2 separate regions of the Mus musculus genome follow, and region 1 is linked to region 2. The links are chromatin loops, found by intact Hi-C in ENCODE. Cell type or tissue: left cerebral cortex. All regions are shown on one strand. Links, peaks and the distances in the headings refer to the core of each region. The heading gives the core; the rest is flanking DNA. Region 1 holds the start of Snx1 (sorting nexin 1). Region 2 holds the start of Ppib (peptidylprolyl isomerase B).

Region 1 (10,094 bases), core at 1-8,000, 63 kb after region 2:
CCACTCAAACATGAGGACCTGAGTTCAATCCCCAGCAGCCACATAAAAACCAGGAATGAAGTGAACCTCCCACTACACACATACGTGTACCCTCCAAAACATATATACACCTGGAAAATAAATAACTTCCTTTAAAGAAAAAAAGAAATTTACGAAAGGGGCTAAGGAGATAGTGAACCAGTAAGATGCCGACCGTGTAAGCATAAGGACCCGAGTTTCAGCCCCAGTTCCCATCTAAAAAGCTGGGCATGGTGGCACACTAGCGTTCCCAGTGCTGGGAAGGCAGGGCTACTGGCTAAATCAGTCTAGTCTAATCAGCAAGTCCCAGGGCCCAGGGAGAAACTGTTTCAAAACACAAGATGCATGACTCCTGAGGAACAATGCATAACTAGACCTCTGGACACACAGGTATGCATACACACACACACACACACACACACACACACACACACACACACGCATACACACAAGCCCATCCATCCCACATGAACTTACACATATATACTCACAAATTTACTGAAGACAGGCTAAACATGGGGAATACCCATGTGCATGCTTTACAGAATACAGAATTAAAACACTGACAGGGAAACTCATGTTTTTTTTCTTTTCTTTTTTGTTTGTTTGTTTGTTTTTGTAAAATAAAATTTCCAAATTCTGTCCAGATTGAAAGAATTTATTCCATATGCACTCAAGGTTGAAAAAGAGCTGAGCTGGGATTGTAAAATGATATAAATATAGAGGTTCTTCAAAAAAAGATTAAAAATAGTGTCACCATATGATGCAGCAATCTCACTACTAGGAATAGATCTAAAAGAAGCCAAAGAGGAACGGTATGTTTGCACACTCTTGTTCAAAAGCACATTTCATAATAGCCAAAATGTAATCCCAGTGTCTAATGGCATATGAATGGATAAAAAGATAAGATACAGGATGGGATATTATTCATCCGAAAGAAAGTACTGATATTCACCACAAGGATGAACCTTGAGGATATTATGCTTAGCAAAATAAGCCTGCACAAAAAGACACATACTGACAGTATCTGTTCCATGCCTGTAATCTCAGCACTCAGGTTACAGCAGGAAGATGTGTGACTGAGGATGCCCTGACCTTCATAGATCCTAGGGTTCCCTGAACTTCATAGATCCTATCTCAAAAACAAAACAAAACAAAACAAAAACCAAACCAAACTGCTAGGATTACACTTGTATGAGGTATATACAACGGTCACAATCCGAGGTAGGGGCAGAAGGATCAGGAGTTCAAGACCATCCTCAGCTGTAGACCAAGAGGTCAGACTGGGCCACATGGGGCCTTGTCTCAGGAATAAAGTAACAGTGAGTTCATAAAAACTGTTACTCATAGAAACTGTCACAGTAACACATGACTGTAGTCACAGTTATTGAGGAGGCTGAGGCAGAAGGATCAGCCTGATAAGATGAGCCTACATACAGGCAGTGGAGGCGCACGCCTTTAAACCCAGAACTTGGGAGGCAGAGGTAGGCGGATTTCTGAGTTTGAGGCCAGCCTGGTCTACAAAGTGAATTCCAGGACAGCCAGGGCTATACAGAGAAACCCCATCTTGAAACCCACCCTGTCTGCAAAATTTAAATTACACTAGTGTGTGTGTGTGCACTGTAGCACATATGTGGAGGAAATCAGAGGGTAACTTTCAGGATTAAGTTCTCTCTTGGGTGCCTAGACTCAAACTCAGGTGGTCAGGGTCATCAGCAAGCACCTTTACCTTGCTGGTCTACTATCTAAGACTTTTAAACATTTACATTTATAACATTATATTATACTCTCTTGTTAATTTTAAATATCCGAAGGCATATATAAATAAGTCTTTTGTTGTTTTTGTTTTAAGACAGGGTCTGCAATATAACAGCCTGGCCTTGAACTTGTGACCTTTTGCCTCAGCCTCCCAAGGGCTGGGACTACAGGCATTCAGCATTTGCACATGGCTCTGTAAGTAATATTAGACTAATCAAAGACAAATTGTTCAGCATGACTTTTCTAGTCTCTTGCCTTTCCTTCTTTATCACATGCTATTTTCCCAGACCTTTCTCTAGTCAATAGGGTTTAGTTCACAAGAGAGTAATGAGAAAAAAAGTCCTAATTGGCTTGACATAAAACCAAATAAAGACACTGATATTTGACGTTTGGCCAAAATCTAAGCCAATGACTTCATTTCTCTATATTTTTTCCCTTCCTTTCAGCATAAGAAAAGCTACCATAGTTTCTCCCTTTTTATTTGAAAGAGAAATCTCCTGTGGTTCTGGCAGGCTGCTGAACCGATGAGCAGATAAGACTGGAGGACAAAGGGGCCAGCTTCTGTTGTGAGCCCTTTCCTTACAGTAAGCAGACCAGTGCAGTCATGTGTGGCGTAAAAACCTGCATGCACTTTTCCATCTTCTGAACATAACATTGGGAATTTAAAATGCCAATGGCTCTAATCCAGTGCCTTGTTTTACTGAGAGATCAACCCTATTCTAGAAGAAAGCTTCAACTAAATATCAGGATTCAAGTCTATGTCAAAGATTTGGATTCAGGCTTTTCATTAATGATTTCTGATTTGTTTTAGAATTCTTTTGATTTCAGGGTCTCCTACTCTACTGAATGGCATGTATATTTTGAGATGTTCCTCATGGGCCTATCTTTTTATTACAAATCCCATTTTTATTACTGTAGTGACATGGCTTCTTGGCTGTAGAAAAGAGCAGATGGGATGATTAACAGCAGCAGCTGTCCAGAACATTACATGCATACCATGAATTAGTTCTAAATGCTACATGCCCCAGCTTCCTAATACTGTAATGCCTATTTCTTTGTTTCTAAAATGTTAACAAATCACAATAGAAAGGTTAGGTTAGGCTGGGATGTAGCCCAATGGTACAACAGTAGAATAAAATGCTTCAGATGCCTGGTCTCAAGCCCTTCTCTTCTCTTTCTTTCTTTCTTTCTTTTTTTTTCTTTCTTTCTTTCTTTCTTTCTTTCTCTTTTTCTCTCTCTCTCCCTCTCTCTCTCACACACACACACAATCACACACCAACTTAAAACAATAGGAAGCCACTGAAGCCATCAGTTGATGACTTTTAGCTGATCAAGTCAATCTTATTAATTAGCTTTGTTTTCTAACTCATTCAGTTTTGTAGGTTTTTTTTTGTTTGCTTGTTTTGTTTTTTTGTTTTTTGTTTTTTCTAAACAGGGTTTCTCTGTATAGCCTTGGCAGTCCTGGAGCTCACTTTGTAGATCAGGCTGGCCTCGAACTCAGAAATCCGCCTGCCTCTGCCTCCCTAGTGCTGGGATTAAAGGCGTGCGCCACCATGCCCGGCTCAGTTTTGTAGTTTTGACTGCTGAAACCCTTATCAACAAAAACAGCCCAAGCTCTCTAAAATAGTTTAGTTTTTTTATTGTGTAGAAACAACTGTTCCAAGTATTTCACATCCTAACTTAACCTTCATAAAACCAGTAGTAAACACAGCACCTCTCTGTTGACAGGAGTGAGTGTGTGAGTGTGTGTGTGTGTGTGTGTGTGTGTGTGTGTGTGATTCTACCATATCTCTCTTACTCTGCCCATTCATCAAGATCTCCGAATCCCCACTGATTTCGTTTCCTAAGACAACGTCCCATGAAGTCCAGTGTGGTGTCTTGATCCTTCTGCCTCAGTCTTTCAGATGTTGGGATTTACCACACCAAGAAACTTTTCTTTCTGTCAGGAAATTTAGCTAACAGAATACTTTGTCCAAGAATAAGCTAGCAAAACTGAGCTTGGTGGGACATGCTCATCCTACCATTCGGAGGTGTAGGCAGGAGGATTGATTGGGAGTTCAACACTTTGGCTATGTGAGAACCTATCTCAAATGATAACAAAACAAAAACCAAAGTTAAAATAAGCAAGCAGACTGCCTAGATTAGCATCAGACTTTACAACCTACTCTGTAATCTTCGGTGTACCCAGGCTGAACCTGAACTTTCAACAGAGCCCCTGCCTCAGGTCCAGAGTAGCTGAGATTATAGGTTTGAGCCAATAGGCCCAACTTAATTTCTTAATTTTTCAGTGTTTTTCTTTCATTTTAACTGTGTAGAAGTCTAAATTCTTTGTCTCATAACTAAAGCATCTGTTAAAAATATAATTTATAACTAATGGTTGCTTAATAAAATCGCTTAGTGAAGCCTTGGTTTCTTGAAGAGTAGTATTCTGGGTCAAATCTAAAGATATCTAGCTACTGAGGACATAGTTCAGTGGTAGAATGTATAACTAGCATTTGCAACAAGCTGGGTTTGACCTCAGCACCTGCTTTCTGTGGTAGAGCAAAGTAATTCTGACTATCCTTCCCTCATTTTTTGGGAAGAAGACAAGAGATTTTTACAGTCTTAAGAAGTATCAAGCCTCCATCACTAACTGGATGAGGTCAGTAAAACCACAGTCTCGTGCTTTTTACTAAGAACTCTGGACAACAGCTCCTCCCTGCCAGTTTCAATTTTCAGGTATTTCACCCATCATCTCAGAAGTTACTAACAGTAGCTGTTCTCCATGATTTATGAGAGTAACTATATAAAGATACTTAAACAGAAATAAAGACTCCATTATCGGCAAGTTACTCTTTCTCAGAGTAGCAGACATCATTAGACAATCTGCTGTCATTAGCACCAGCAACCACTTTATGATTATAGCCTTCAATTTCTCAACATAGTAAAATTTTAACTACGGCCATGTTAAAAAAAACAAAAACAAAAAACCCTCCAAAATCTAAATTTTTTCTAATGTAAGGGGCACCTCCAAGTTTTCAGACACATGCTATATACAGAATTTAAAGTTATTTAACTCAGTCTGATACTGATTAGCTACTCTGAAGAGAAACAATAACCAAGAAAGGAAGATAACTGCATAGACTCGGTACTGAAGACGTTTCTAAGCTGGAACTAACTGTACCGAGTGGTATGAGTCAGTGTTCTCATAAAACAGCCCAAAACATCTCTCCTGGTGCTGTTAACCCATGACATTCCACACGGAAAGACAAGGAGGTTTTGGTTGTTTTGCCAGCAGCTAGCTCTCATTTGAAACCTAGATATTTATTATGGGAGACAGTTTTTCCCTTCACATTTACAGATCTGTTTCCAAGCACTTTAATGCATCCTTTTAACAGAAACAAAAGCTTTCTGATCCGTGTAATCTATTTCTCTCAACCAGCATTTGCCCTGATTCCTGGAGAGATCAAAGGAGTCACAACCTAACTTCCATAAACTAGTATCCAGAATGGGCTTTTGGTAATGACCAGGAAGTGCTGGGTATAACAGGAGGATCAGTGGGCGGGTCATGGTCCTTCCTAGATCACGTTTCCACTTTCGGTGCAATAAAACAAGGGAACTGATGGTCTGCACCTCATTTTCTAATTTGTCATGTTTAAAGTCAGTCTGCCCAGGACACAACCAGCAGAAATGCCCGCTGAATCCTTGGGGTAACCACACCTCTGGGCCAGGGGACGGCCTAGGTTGCTCTTGGCTATTAAGGATCCGTGGTGAAGCCACCACACCCCTCGTCTCTTCCCGCCCGGGCTTGGGCAGCCAGGCTCTAGGGCTCGTTTCCTACTCAGGGCCCTGGAGTCCTGATTGCTGACACCGAGCGAAGATTTCCCACCAGGCCCACTATCTTCAAAGCCCTCGAACCCTTAATAAGGGTTCTCTTTTGGGGGGCTCTTTTCTGTCTGCTGCCCCAAGGATGGGAACTCACGGCTGCCGCGGCGCCAGTGAAAATATCCTCCCCCTCGGTGTCGCTGTCCCCAGCCTCGGGTTCTGACCCCCCGGCAGCCCCTTCCGACTCCGGATCCATGCCAGGGAAGGGCGGAGGGAGTCGCTCCGAAGCGCTACAGCCACCACCTCCTGACGCCATCTTCCTCCACCCGTGGCGGAAGCAGCAACAACAACTTTATAGACAGTGCCGCGAGCAAAGCGCTCCAGCCGTGTGAGGTGCGCGAGGGCCGTTATGGACCCAGAGGGACCATCGGGGCGGAACCTGGGGGAGGGACCTAGGGCGGGGCCTGGGCTGCTGCTCAGCCAATCCAAGCACTGAACCGCAAGGCTGCACTGGGGCGGGCCAAGTAGGCAGAGGAGGAGCTAGAGGCTGAGGAGTTCCTCCGGGTCTTTGTGCCCTGCATGGCTCTATCTGTCACGCTTCTAAGGTTCTGTTTGAATAAAGTCTGTGACTAACAATGTTTGAAAACCTCTGCATGCCACCTGCTCATGCCAAGCACAGTGTTCTCTGAGAGATTCAATAAATATTTTTGATTGAGGGCTGAAACGACTGCAGGAAGTTTTGCCACTTAGTTTTTGGACATTAATTCATTTAACATATACAGAGCATTCACTGTGAGCTTGGCACCTTACTGTGCGTTTCAAATACAAACACAAAAGCTCCTGGCTCACAGTTTAATGAGGCAGTCTTGTAAGTCAACAATTTAAACACACTCAGTGTTACAGTGTGCAACAATAAAAAGAAGTTATCGATTTTTTGAGAAGCCAGGCTTCACACAAAGGGGAGATTTCCGTGTATTAAATTCGGTCCTTAAGAATTTTGGGTTATAGCCGGGCGTGGTGACACGCCTTTAATCCCAGCCCTCGGGCGGCAGAAGCAGGTGGATTTCTGAGTTCAAGGCCAGGCTGGTCTACAGAGTGAGTTCCAGGACAGCCAGGGCTATACAGAGAAACCCTGCCTCGAAAAAAAAAAAAGTTCCCGGAACTTAATCACAGGTTGGTGAGTCGAAGTCAACTAGAGTTTAAAGATAACATAGGTTATGTTATCACGGACTAATTTGCAAGATGATCCTTTCAAGGAGCTGAAACCTGCCACTAACACCAACAGAGGTGGTTTGCTTTTCTGGTTGAAACCACCTTAGGCAGGCCTGAAATTCTGTGTCCAAAGCTGGCCTCAAACTCAATGCTCCTCCCTCGGCCTCCCAAGTGCTGGAATTACAGGCATGAGCCACCAGGCCTAGCAAAGTTGGCTGTTTACAACTGCAAACTCAACATTAGGGGTGGATTCCCTTACAGATAAAGTAAACTGCCTGAAGGTCAGGAGAGTGTCTTAGTTTGTAACTTTTATTCCTGCATACACATTGTGTATGGCAAATTAAGTGTCTAATAAATATTTGAGGTGGAAACACAATCAACTCTGTAACTGGCACCCATCACAGCCATGAACACACAAAAAAAAGGTTAAGAAATGCTTTTTTAGGATGTTCATCTCCGTTATCATTACTACATAGTGAACACAGATAAAGTTCTCTCGCTGTAATTTGGGTGGTGGTCGATAGAAATCCTCCCCATGGAGAGAAGCTGCACTAAACTAAGTTTCTAGGAGATAAGAAAACTAAGCCTTCCCTGTCCGTAGGCATGCCTATCAACATTGGTCTTCCAAAATAACCCCTTTCACCGCAAAGGAAATCCACTTCCGGCCTGGTCAGAAAGTAAGAAAAATTTGTTTGGAAGTGGCTTCCTCTGAGAAATAGCTGTAGAGTCTCCGTTCTAGAATATCTTCCAGTAGTAGTAACCTTGATCTCCTTTCCCCTACCTCTTTAGGATTCATCTTTAGTTCTTCCTAGGAACTGAGTGGGGCATTTGGTGACGTATAACAGTCCGTTACACGATCCTCTGGCTAAGACTACAAGCCCCATATACATTTCGCCGCCGCTCCGCTAACGCCCCTTAGACATCCCAGCATGCAATGCGCCTAACGGGCCGTAAGGATTTTTCTGTGCCTTCTAAATCGAGCAGAGCATCTTGGGACATGTAGTCTTTACAGCTAATTTCCCTAGGTCCTTCGCGTTGCAGTTTTGAGTCCCGCCTATTCTCTGCTCCCCTAAACCTTTACACATGTCTTGGTTTATTTGAAGACCAGGAAGTTCTCTCTCGAGGTCGGCTGCGGAAAGACGGTGGCTCGGTTGGGACAGTCGCCAGGGATGGCGGAACGTGAGGATGGAGCGAGTGTCTGGGCTGCTTTCCTGGACGCTGAGCAGGGTCCTATGGCTCTCAGGCTTTTCTGAGCACGGAGCTGCCTGGCAGCCCCGGATCATGGAAGAGAAAGCGCTAGAAGTTTATGGTAATTTACCCAGGGCACTATTTGACGGTGTTTGAGAGGCGGCATTGGAGAGGGGGTGGAGGAGGGCCTCACCCTTGGGCTGGAGTGGACCCTTGGGGTTTTTACCAGACTTAGAGGGAAGCATGTTCTTCCGGGTCCTAAGTCACACAGCAATGTCGGGCTATTTCTAAACCTGGAGCGAAATTGAGCCAGGAACTCATAAACGCTTTGTTACCCTGGACTGCCTACAGCTCTAGGGACAGTGTCAAGGGATGTGGGCAGAATGAGCCTACAGTGATCAAGAAGCAAAGCATGCCGAAGATTTCACTACTCAAGAGTCTTTCCTTCTTTAGTTCCTGGACTTGCGTTCCTCCCGCCATAACTGAGGTCACTGTTTGGTAATGGCCGAGTTGGGGACTGGCCCAAGGTCATAGCAACTCTCTTGTGTGACAGAATCAATAGGAAGTGAAGAGGTAGGGATAGATATCTCAGCGAGAGGCTTTAAATTTACAATTTTCTTACACAGTTAAGTGTGTTCGTGTATTCACTCAGAGACTCTCCACTTTGAGGGACTGTCTTCATTGTACAGATGGGGAGTGGGTTGTTTAACAAGTACCCAGAGGGTCATATTGTCAGTAAGAAACAGAAAAAACCAAACTTGTGATTGAAAATGTAATGCTTGTTCGTGTTTCTCTCTCTCTCTCTCTCTCTCTCTCTCCTCCCCCACCTCCCTCCCTCCCTCTTTCCTTCTCCACTCTTGACCCTACCTCCCCAGCCCCTCTCTTCCCTCCGTTGACCATTTGTAGTATTATTTATCAGGATTGGGGAGAAAATCCAGAGTCTCATACAAATTAGGTGTGTTCCACCACTAGCCCTATTTTTTTGAAAACAAAAAGGCCAAGATGTAGCACTAAGAGAGATGCTCCTACAGATACAGTTTAGGTGGAATTATAGGCCAGGAAGAAGGATTCCAAAGATGGAATGGCCCGGGAGCTAATCAGGTTCCCTTATCTCTTGGTAGAGAGGCAAGGCTGACTTAACCCCAGGCAGAAGATAATTGCTACTGTACTATCTCCACAAAACATTCCCATCCTACCATACCTCTGCATATAGCGTCTGGAAACTTCCGGGGACCAGAAATACAACTCTTCAAGAGAGATGATTCTAGTCCTCAAGTTTGCATTGAATGACACCCACTTATGCAAAAATACAAAATGCAGTCAGAGGTCATGAGCTTAAGTAGGAGGTATGGAGACGCAGAGGAAAGAGAAATTGACTAGAAACATCTGTGATGATGTTAGACAGTTACTTGGGTAGGTCTTGAAGAGTAGTTTGGATATGTCAGAGGTCGCATACGCTGAAGAAACTAGAGTAAAATATGGAGATGAGAAGACAGAATTGGCTATCCAGAAGGAGGCACCTGATGGTGACTGCAGGTGGAGGTGTGGTAGGCTGTTTCTTTAGACTGTAGACTGGAATTGAATACTGAAGTTTCAAATCACTTTTATTACATTTAGTTACTTTGTGCATGTTTGCACATACACATGCAAGTCATAGTGCAAATATGGAAGTCAGAGGACAACTTGCTGGCGTTAGATTTCTCCTTCCAGCAAGTGGCTCCTGGGGATGGAAACCCAGGAGGTTAGGCTTATTTGGTGGCAGGCCCCTTTTCCCACTGAATCATCTCGCAACCACCACCACCACCCATTGAAACTTTTAAATATAAATGAATCATCTTTTTAAGTATTAAAAAAGAGGTTTGTTTGTTTGTTTGTTTTTAATTTTAAGTCTGTGTGTGTCCATGGAGGCCAGAAGTGTTGGGTCTCCCTGAAGCTGGAGTTACAGGAGGTTGTGTATTGCCAGTTGTGGGTGCTGAGAACTGATTTTAAGTCCTCTGGAAGAGCAGACCTTCATGTCAATACAGAGCAACAAAAACTTAGTTGTGGGTGAGAGGAAATTAGGAGAGTAATGTGAGAACAAGCTTGATATCTTTTTAAAAAAATCAAACTTCTCA
Region 2 (10,443 bases), core at 894-8,893:
TAGAATGCCCCAGGGGATATTGTAGTTCCACTGGGGATCCATTGAGGACCACAGTTCAGCCCCAGCTGAGTGTGCTACATTAGTTTGGTGGATTTAGTCTGCATTTGCTCTATCAAGTCCCATCCTGGTTGTCCAAGACATAGATGTTGGAGAGAAGAAGCTAAGGAGATAGAACAGAGCCAGCAGTATCAATATTTCCCAGGATCGGCTGCTAGGTGAAGGTTCATGTGCTGAAATACAAGTGCAAATTGAGTATGACGATGCCACCGTAGCGCTGTGTTGTACAGCAGCTTTCAGTGTTTGGGACAAGGTTGAAGAAACAGGAAAAGGGTCGGAACCATTTACTAAAATTATACAGGGTCCAATGGAAGCACCCAGTGATTGTTTTTTCTTTCAACAAAGATTGACTTCAGCCATAAATAGAAGAGTGTCAGAATCAGAAGCTTGCTAAGTATTAACCAATCTTTGGCTTTCCAAAATGCTAGTTCTGCATGTAAAAAGTGATCAGGTCTCTAAAAACAAGATCAGCACCAATATATGAATGGATTAGAAATATGGCTGATATTGAATCTCATACTTGTGATGCAACCTTAGTGGAAGTAATCTCGAAAGGTGTGAAGAAAAATAAAAAATTCAGATGTTTTCATTGTGCTAAGCAAGGTGATTTGAAAGAGACTGTAGGCATAGTGCTCCTAGAAACAATGCTTTCTCTGGAGATAATCCAAAAAGAAGGCCCCAGGCTTCTGGTGTATACCAAAGAAGGTTCCTGGATTCTGAGCCACCACCATCACCCCCCTTTCCCTCCTTGCCCCCTATATGAGACAGCTCTTGGCCCTTCATAAAACCCCTCTCACATCCATCACCAAGCCCTTTCAGAAGTTCCTACAGGCCCTCCCTCCTTTAGGCCCTAGCCCTACACCTTCTAGACCTAACCCATCTCTTCTCCCTCTCTGTAACAGAAAAACCAGGTTATGCCCTCAGGGTCCTAGGCCACTAACTGGGATCTTTCTTTGCCCCTGTGGCACACCTGTCAAAAAAAAAAATTAGGCCTTACTACCCAGGGATGGACACCTGCAGACACAGCTTAGCAGTTGCTGAGCTCCACATTCAAGGAAGAGATAGAGATAGAGATGATAGAGAGAGAGAGAGAGAGAGATACACACACACACACACACACACACACACACACACACACACAAACTTTTGGTCACCTACCACTATCGTTCCCACAACCTGTCCTACCTCTTGAAGTATAACACACAGCAGCAATCCCCAAAGCAGCCAAGTTAGGTCTCATTAAGAGGTGGTAGGCTAAGGTCAGAGTCTGAAACAGGAGACAAAGAGACAGGTCTTTATATCATTTAGGAGAGGGGGTGTTAAAGAGGTTAAGACCCTGGAGGAATACTGAATCACCTCCCTTACCTCCCCTATCTCCAGGGGTTGAATAGTCAAGATATATTTTCTCTGGTTTTTAATCATGCTCACCAGGTGCTGGGGTTGAAGAAATGGTAGAGTTTGTAGCTATCACCCACTTCCCACCTGGGAACCCTTCAGATCTGTGATGGAGTGGTGAAGGGCCCCATTTTGTCAACATAGGAGGGAATTGAAGCAAGGATGTATAAGTGGCACATGGCACAAACTAGGCCAGTAAGGGCAACCTCCATATACAGCTGGCCACTCTTTGCAACAGCCTTCTATCTAGTCATAGAGGAAGCAGGCAAAAAGATCATTATAAGAAGAAAGAGGGGTAGGCATAGGGGTGATGGGAATTTAATCGGCTCCTGACAGCCTGCTATTGAATAATTTCTCAACCCTATTTGGAAGGACTGTTCGTCAGAGGTGAAGGTTTCTTGACCCTCAGATCCCCATATGTAAGAGTTGCCCTGGACAGAAGCAGACAGGAGGTAAAGAGGGGAAAGTCAGGCACAATCCAACGGACTTGAGTACTATGTCTTGGACAAAGCCAAATTCGACACATTTCCACTGTCTCAACAAGTGGCATATTCTCCCTGAGCTCATGTGCTACCCCCCTTTGTAAAGCCAGTGGCTTCACAGCCTGCTGTCTTTCTCCTCCAGCCTTGCTCAGAGACAGCCTCTGTATAGCACCCTCTCCAACAAACCTCTTCTGTGATACCTGTTCCATGGTGACTTTGTGGCATTCCTTGGCCCTGATCCACCAAGATACTCTTCCACTGCTAAAGCCTAACAAACAAACTAGGCCCATCACCCAAGGCTTTACCACCATAAGTGAGACTGAGGGATTAAGACGGCTTCTTCTCAGTGCTTTGGGACAAAGCATTGTCTGCAATTATAGACACAAACTACTCAGATCGATAGCTCTGCAGCATTACACTCACTGGAACCAATACAAAGAGAGCCCATAGAAAGAGAGATGAAAGTCCTGCCAATTATTTTTTTAAAAGGGAGAAAGAGGGATTTTTTTCTGCTGGACACATTTTAGCCAGTCTTGACCATGCTTGCTTCCCACTGCCAGGCCAGCCCCATTGTGGGATTCACCATTGAAACTCCTTTTCTAGGGGGCTGGAGAGATGACTCGGGACTTGAGAGCACTCACTGCACACCATACACAGACCAAGCTACATAGTTTCAAACTATAAAAATGTGTAGAGGGTGAGAAGTCTACCTACTTAATAAACAAGACCAGATAAACCAGAATTTTTTTTTAACACACAGGGTTTGTTTTTGTTTTGTTTTTTTCCCAGTGGAAGAAATAACCTAGCGACCTTTGCTATTCTGTGAAGACAGCCTTCACTCAGAATCCCCCAGACGCCTGGGCACTGTTTCTGAGTCAGTATAACCCCTATGAAAGAGGTCCTGTGCGTTTTGAAAAAGAGTTTGCTATTCTGCTTATTAGAAACCTTTGCTCCCTAGGCTCTTGTTCTGAGCACTGCCTGTCAGTCACTAGAGCCTGTTCTTGTGGAAGGAGGGACATAAGTGCTCTGCAAAGGACATGTGCTTTGCAAGGGAGTTCCACTGCAGGCACACCTTAAGCTTTGTTGTGATAGCTGTCACAAGGAAACTTTTCCCCCCAAGGTTTTACTCAAGTATGAAAAACCTACACTGGTTGGTGTCAGACCCCAGAAAGTCGAACTAGCCTGGCTAGGTCATGCCGAGCTGAGTTTTATTCTTGCCTCTTTGCCTGGCAACAGGAACAGCTGAGAGCTCATATCCAGAACCTGAAGCAGGAAGCAGAACACTAGCTAGGAATAGTGCAGGGCTTTGAAACCTCATATCCTACCAAGTGATGAGCTTCCTCCAACAAGGCCCCACCTTCTAAGCCTGCCCAAACAGCAGCACAACTGGAGATCAAGCATTCAAATGCCCGAGCCTATAGGGTAAATATCACTGGAATCAGCACAGTGTAAGACTCCAAACGCCAAAGTGTGTGCACTATAGAATGGAGCAACACCAAGTGTGTGTTACAACCGAAAACAGCCCATGGAAGCACCTGCAGCTATGAAAAAGAAAAGGCAGTCAGCCACAGACCTTTGTATATGTTATTTTCCACTTCTATGTTAATGTGAAGCCACCCCAACCAATACCTGCTGAGCACCGAGCCCTGGAGACAGGCTAGGGGAGCTATGTAAAGACTATGTGCAGCAAGGGCTCATTCTCCTAAAACAAAGTGCGAAGAAAAGAAATTTAACACCAGGAGCCGGTAGGATAACTCAGGTTCAGTAAAGTTGCCTGCTGCCTCTGAGCCAAAGGACATGGGTTCAACCCTCAGAGTCCCTGTGATGTAAGGAGAGAATAAACTCCCTCCACATGCAGGTAACTACGTGTCTACCCACTCACATGCAATGAGACATTGTAAAAAGGAAAAGATAAATACCAAAGTATCCAACAGAATGCATCCTTTCATAGGCGCACACAGCAGTTAAGCACAGGATTCCAAGACAAAGATGAGTAGTAAATTAGTAAAAACTAAAAATGGAAGCAGTGTGTGTGTGTGTGTGTGTGTGTGTGTGTAATGCATGCACATTATGTGTAGAGCTCTTATCATTCTGGGCCTTCATTTTGAGACAGGATCTCTACCTCAATCAAAGAACTAGTCTGGAAGCAAGCAAGGCTACCAGACCCGCCTATGTCCAGCACCACTACAGCACTAGGATTAGAGTCATAAAGTATGGCCATGATCTGCTTTTAGAGCTGGGTCCAAATTCAGGTCCTCATGATTGTGGAGCAAGAACCTTAACACTGAGCCATCTCTTCACCCCTCGACTCCACCCCTTTTTTGTTCTCGGGCATAGGTGTTACTATATTATGCTTAATAGCCAGAAACTAACTACATAGAAGCCGCCTTAAACTCACAGAAATCTTTCTGCTTCTTCCTCCAAGGTGCTGGGATTAAAGAGACGTGCAACCATGACTGGTCGTGTTCGTTTTAAGACAAGGTCTCACTCTAGTCCAAAAAGAACTAGTAGTCACTCTGTAGCCCAGGCTGGCCTTGAACTTTTTACCATCCTACTTCACCCTGCCCAGTGCTGGGATGACGGGTGTGAGCCACTACGCCCGGTCCCCAAGCAAGGCATTATAGAAGATATAGAAGGCTATGCTGTAACGCTCAACCGCTAAATTCAACCCCTAGTACTAAGGTTAAGTGTGTCCAGTCTTCTGAAGACCACCTCCAAATTTGGCAGCGACTGGTCTTTGCACGCCGTGACAAAAGTCTGAAAGTTGGATGGGCAGGTGGGGTCGCAAGGCACGCTGGGGTGCGTAGTCTCTCTTTCTGATACCAATCCCAACGCTGCCTTTGCGCACCGCCTTGACATACCCAATCAGAGGGCTGTAACGTGGCAGCCACCCGCAGCCCCGCCCCCGGCAGCGCCTACCACTCGGCGTCGCTGCGCAGGGAGAACGTGGCGCGCTCCTGGCGCTACGAGACCGCCCGCGGCCCCGGGTCCACCCCACGCCTGGGCGGCCACGCGCACGCTGCGCGTCCACACCCTTTTCCGGTCCGGGCTGCCCGACCGCTCTTGCTGCTGCCGGTGGATGCTGCGCCTCTCGGAGCGCAATATGAAGGTGCTCTTCGCCGCCGCCCTCATCGTGGGCTCCGTCGTCTTCCTTTTGCTGCCCGGACCCTCCGTGGCCAACGATAAGAAGAAGGGACCTAAAGTCACAGTCAAGGTCTGGGCTCCCCTCACCAGCGAGGCCTGCCTTCCGCCGCCTTAGGTCCGGCTCAAGCCGGAGCGGGTCTGGCCCAGTAGTTCCGACCTGAGCGTCCTTGTTCTTGTTCAGTTCTTCCTTGGGTCGACTTTGATCTCTTGAAGCCAGGCTCGCCCTATCTACTCAGACTAGAGAATAACCCAGACTCCCCCAGCCCCCCGCCCTGACCCAGGATGCCCAGCTTCGGCCAGCACGGACATCCTTAGGACGGTCCCTTTGCACATCCCCTGCATTGCTGGGAAATGGTGATGGATCAGAATTGCCGAATCTTTTACTATGGTCTCTCCAGTTTAGTGTGTTTTGTAGCACACACAGTAAATATAGTTAAACTTGCAAGCACAGTGTATCTCCCTGTGTATGTCCCCCTTTTAATGTATGTTTCTATAATCTGGAATCATTTAAAGAGCACAGATTGCTATTCTATAGTCTTGAGAACGAAAACTTTTAAAAAATGTTACATTATTTACTTAGTAGGGAGAGGGACTCGGGTACCACAGTGCAACCGTAGAGGTCAGAGGACAGTTTGCAGGAGTCCATTCACGTTGGTCTCTGGTCTTCAGGCTTGGCCGCAACCGAATTTTCCTCTAAGCCATAAGGCAGTCTGTAATCCTTTCTTGGGGTGGACCCAAGTGCTGTGGCATATATTACTCCCAGCTACTTGAGGGAGACTACAATTTAGCAAGATTAATTACTGGGGTTATTAGCTCAGTGGTGGACGGCTTATCTGCAGTGGCCCACCATTTCGTACTCCCTAGTACTGGGGTTGGAGACTACTAGAGCTTTCATAAGTGTACAGATGGTTGTAGCCACCATCTAGGTGCTGAGAACAGAAGCTCTAGGGTCTGGGAAAGCAGCAGATGCTCTTAACAGCTGCTGTTTCTCCAGCCTGTTTGTTGGATTTGTACAAAGGTTTTGCCCTACTCAGCCACAGCTTTAGGCTTTGTTCTCACTCATGGGGTAACTCCTCAGGCCCTCCTCTACCAAGGCCCCTGTGAAGGCTAAGCTTGGACTTGTTCACTTTCCTTAGGTATACTTTGATTTACAAATTGGAGATGAATCTGTAGGACGAGTCGTCTTTGGACTCTTTGGAAAGACTGTTCCAAAAACAGTGGATAATTTTGTAGCCTTAGCTACAGGAGAGGTAAGTGGCTAACCCCACACAGTAGGGATGGGAGCAGCTGGGGCTTCAGAGTGTGGCCCGTGTGTAGTGGTAGACAGACTTCATTAGCTGGCTTCCCTGAGGATGAGATATTTTTGTATATTAAGTGGGAATAAAGGGGTCCAGTCTTTAATTCTGGAGAAGGCCCTGGAACTGCGGTGACTTACTCAGAGCCTCAGTTGCCCAGTTTGGCACTTCCCAGAGATTGGACTGGTTCTTCCAACCCCTGCTGCTTCCTACAGCTAGTCATAATAGAATAATAATCCACAGTGCTAAATCTGGCAGCCTCACAGTTGTCTCTGCCAAATGGTGTGGCGGCTACTGAAGTGTTAACGTGGTTTTATGTTAGAGAGAACATAGACAAACATGGTACTGTGTGGCTGCAATGTTTAGAGAGTAAACTTTAACATCTGATTTTTTTTTTTTTTTTTGAGTTTTTATTTGAATGTTCTTAGACCATGTGATATGACAAGTTTTGGAATAAGAGCTTTTGGGGGGGGGAGGGGGAAGTAGTGAGTTGGTTAACACTGGTCGTCCTGGAACTTGCTCTTAGATCAGGCTAGCCTAGATTCCTAATTGCTGGGATTAAAGGCTTGTGCCGCTACATACATAGCTGAGTTAGCAGTTTTTAAAAAAGAATAAAAGGGTCCAAGGAACTTGATCCAAGAATATGACAAGGAATTTTTTTTTTAAGATTTATTTATTTATTATATGTAAGTACACTGTAGCTGTCTTCAAACACTCCAGATCTCGTTAGGGATGGTTGTGAACCACCATGTGGTTGCTGGGATTTGAACTCCGGACCTTCGGAAGAGCAGTCAGGTGCTCTTATCCACTGAGCCACCTCACCAGCCCATGACAAGGAATTTTTAAGGAAACATATATTCTGTTTAATTAATTCTGTATTTTAACTTGTCTGTTTTATTTTGTTTTTCCTGAGACAGTTTTATGCTGCCCCTGGCTGACCTTGAACCTGATTGTAGCCAGGGGTGACCTTGAGCCTCTGATTATGCCTCCCTCTACCTCCTGAGTGCTGGGATAACAGGCACACACCACCACACTCAACTTATACCGTGCTAAGGGTAGAACCCAGGACTGTGTTCCTGCTAGGACAAACACTGCTGGCTGAGATATATCCCCAGACCTCTTAAGAGAACACAGAGGGAAAATGGCATTTCATGGCCTGGGTTACATTATTCAAGAACAGTAGAGAGATCTGCTTCCCCCACCTCTAGATCTGTATGCTCTGTGTTGGCCTGCAGTGGCTGGTCCCTCCCTTGGTACATTAAATGCTGCATCTATACCAGAAAGCACTGTGGGCGAGGCTGTGCACGCCTGTCTGCCATCCCCTTCTTGCCTCATTCTCCCTTCCTGTCTTCCCTCTCTCCAGAAAGGATTTGGCTACAAAAACAGCAAGTTCCATCGTGTCATCAAGGACTTCATGATCCAGGGTGGAGACTTCACCAGGGGAGATGGCACAGGAGGTAACTTCAGGCCCTCTGAGCAGAAGAGTCTTGACACTGTAGTGTCCAAGGTGGGGTGGCCAGGCATCTCCTTTCACCTGCTCTAGGGGCCGGCTTCTCTCCTGCATTGAGACTAGCTGTACCCTTCTTTGAAAGGACAGCCCAGTGCAATTAACAAGTCTGTAGCTTGCACCACACAATCTGTTGCTTGTGTAAAACACATGCACATAAACTTAGAGCCAAAAAGATGGGTAAAGGGACTTGAGGCCAAGGCTGATGACTTTGTTTCCTGGGTCTCAAACATTAGAAAAAGAGAAGTGACTTCTGCAAAAGGGGCCTTTGACCACTATGCATGCGCGCACGTGTGCGCACGCACACACACACACGCACACACACACACACACACACACACACACACACTCTACAAATAAGTAAAGCTAGAGAACTGAAGGCAAGTGTAGTGGTGCCTGTAACCTCTGCGCTCAGGTTAAGACAGGAGGTTCCTGAGTAACTTCAAGGCCAGCCTGGTCAATTTTAGCACACCAGGGACTAGAGAAATGACTCAGGTAGAGAGGATTGACAGGAGCAGGGGCCCTGGCCTCCATTCCCATGTGTTGACTCACAACTGTTTGTAATTCCAGTTCCAGGGTATCTGACATCCTCCTCTGGTCTCCTCACGCATATGTGTGGTACACAAACATATATGTATGTAAAACACCCACACACTTAAACTTAAAAATAAAAGCCAGTGTGGTGGCATGTGCAGTGACAGAGACAGATGGATCTCTGAGTTTGAGCCCAGACTGGTCTACAAAGTGAGTTCCAGGATAGCCAGGGCTAAACAGAAACCATCTCAGAAAAAATAATTTAAACAAACAAACAAACAAACAAACAAAAAATGGTAGGCATGAAGCTTAACCATTTGCAAAGCAGATGGATGGGAGTTCTGTGATAGATTAAGTGGGATTCATGTTTACCATCATAAAGGGTAAAATACAAATTTCAGGGGTTTTGTTTTGTTTGTTTTTGTGACTTGGAGCTCCTTGTGTCTTGAGGGTGAGAATGAAACTAAGGCTATAGATTGGACTTTTTGGAACAGGGACAATTGCAGTCTCGTGGTTAACTAAGATTTCCAAGGATGGAAGGCAAATAGGAAGTCTTAGCAGTCAGTATCCAGCCAAGAGCCATTGCAGGAAACAGGCCAGCTCACCCCAACTAGTCTAATCCTGGTTCGCTGCCTCCCCAGAGGCCACACAGTCACCCACCTCTCCTGGTCAGTCCCTGACCTGAGGCATCCTGAGGAGCTGTGGGATGAGCACTAGTGACCTGAGAGCAAAGGAAGTTAGTCACTGTGTGTCACTGGCCTGGAGCGCCTCATGTCATTCCCTGTCATACCAGGCCACCTGTATGCGTGTATGAGGTTGGCTGGCGCACGACATTGCGTGCACGCTAAAGCCAGTTTCCCTCTTCCACCCTGTGGGCTCCATGCCTGGCAGCAGGTCGCTGTGCGTGCCAGGTCTTCTCACCAGCCTGAGAGGACGGCTGCTTCTGTGCTAGCGTTCTCAGGCCCAGCAGTCTGTTAGTGGGTAATGGGGAAACCAACTTTGCAACCAGGATCTTGGAAAGGGTTTGAGGCTCTGTGCTCACCGTCATGGCCCTGAACCTGCACCCCACACTGTTGGGAGCCGCCCTCACATTTGCCATTATAAGATGGCGCTGACAGCTGTGTTCTAAGTGGTAAACATAATCTGCACACGTGCAGGGGCAGTTTTCCCGCCATGTGTTCTGCCTTTCTTGTGATGACAACTGAGCCGATGGGCTGCAGCCAATCAGGGAGTAATACGTCCTAGGCGGAGGATAATTCTCCTTAAAAGGGACGGGGTTTTGCCATTCTTTCTCTTGCTTTCTTGTTCTTGTTCTTTTTCTCTCTCTTGCTTTCTTGTTCTTTTTCTTGCTTTCTTGCTCTCTCTTGCTCTTGCTCTTGCTCTTGCTCTCTTGCTCTCTTGCTCCTGAAGATGTAAGCAATAAAGCTTTTGCCGCAGAAGATTCCGGTTTGTTGCGTCTTTCCTGGCCGGTCGCGAGAACGCGGGTAAGACCACACAATGACAAATGTTCATGGGCATCTTTTATTTTATGTTCCTTGGTAAAAACAAATAGGAGTTCTAACTCCCCCCTCCCCCCGAAGCTGCACCTGTTTTGTAACCCTGGGAAGGTTACAGCAGCCCTTTTCTGAAGGATTCTACACCCACGCCCCCAGCCTGGCCTCACACCCTAGGTGGTCTTGGTCCTGACAGCTTGGGTAGAAGACAGAAGACATCTGTCCTTGTTTGCCACCAAAGCCTAGCCTAACAAGGACAGATCCTCGCCCAGGCACCTGCTGTTTGGGGTCAGCCCCCCCTCCCTGACCTGCTCTGCCTCTTCCTAGGAAAGAGCATCTATGGTGAGCGCTTCCCAGATGAGAACTTCAAGCTGAAGCACTACGGGCCTGGCTGGGTGAGCATGGCCAATGCAGGCAAAGACACCAATGGCTCACAGTTCTTCATAACCACAGTCAAGACCTCCTGGCTGGATGGCAAGCATGTGGTTTTCGGCAAAGTTCTAGAGGGCATGGTAAGTTAAAATGTGGAGGTTAAA

The links. Hi-C counts contacts between places; a loop is a spot of excess contacts. Peaks named below come from ENCODE experiments on the same cell type or tissue, not always from the same donor. Only the 100,000 strongest peaks of a DNase experiment are listed, where the experiment ranks them.
Region 1: a loop joins it to region 2, with 8 times the contacts of the local background. A loop is called at or near these places in 12 of 42 quality-filtered maps.

The regions. Positions count from the first base shown.
Region 1 is chr9:66,118,870-66,128,963 of GRCm38, forward strand. Snx1 (sorting nexin 1) reads right to left here and starts at 6,017. Exons shown (of 15, transcript NM_019727.2): 1 at 5,738-6,017. The coding sequence starts at 5,896. Ciao2a (cytosolic iron-sulfur assembly component 2A) reads left to right here and starts at 7,742. Exons shown (of 5, transcript NM_026635.3): 1 at 7,742-8,101. The coding sequence starts at 7,978. In left cerebral cortex, for the core only: CTCF peaks have their summits at 979 and 7,756; DNase peaks (open chromatin) are centred at 926, 4,988, 6,039 and 7,757; H3K4me3 peaks cover 3,283 bases; H3K27ac peaks cover 2,692 bases.
Region 2 is chr9:66,055,253-66,065,695 of GRCm38, forward strand. It overlaps Ppib (peptidylprolyl isomerase B), which reads left to right and starts at 4,917. Exons shown (of 5, transcript NM_011149.2): 1 at 4,917-5,148; 2 at 6,215-6,328; 3 at 7,737-7,830; 4 at 10,235-10,419. The coding sequence starts at 5,014. Snx22 (sorting nexin 22) reads right to left here. Exons shown (of 6, transcript NM_001379335.1): 6 at 9,922-10,443. In left cerebral cortex, for the core only: no CTCF peak of the experiment used is centred there; DNase peaks (open chromatin) are centred at 4,844 and 6,054; H3K4me3 peaks cover 2,411 bases; H3K27ac peaks cover 1,122 bases.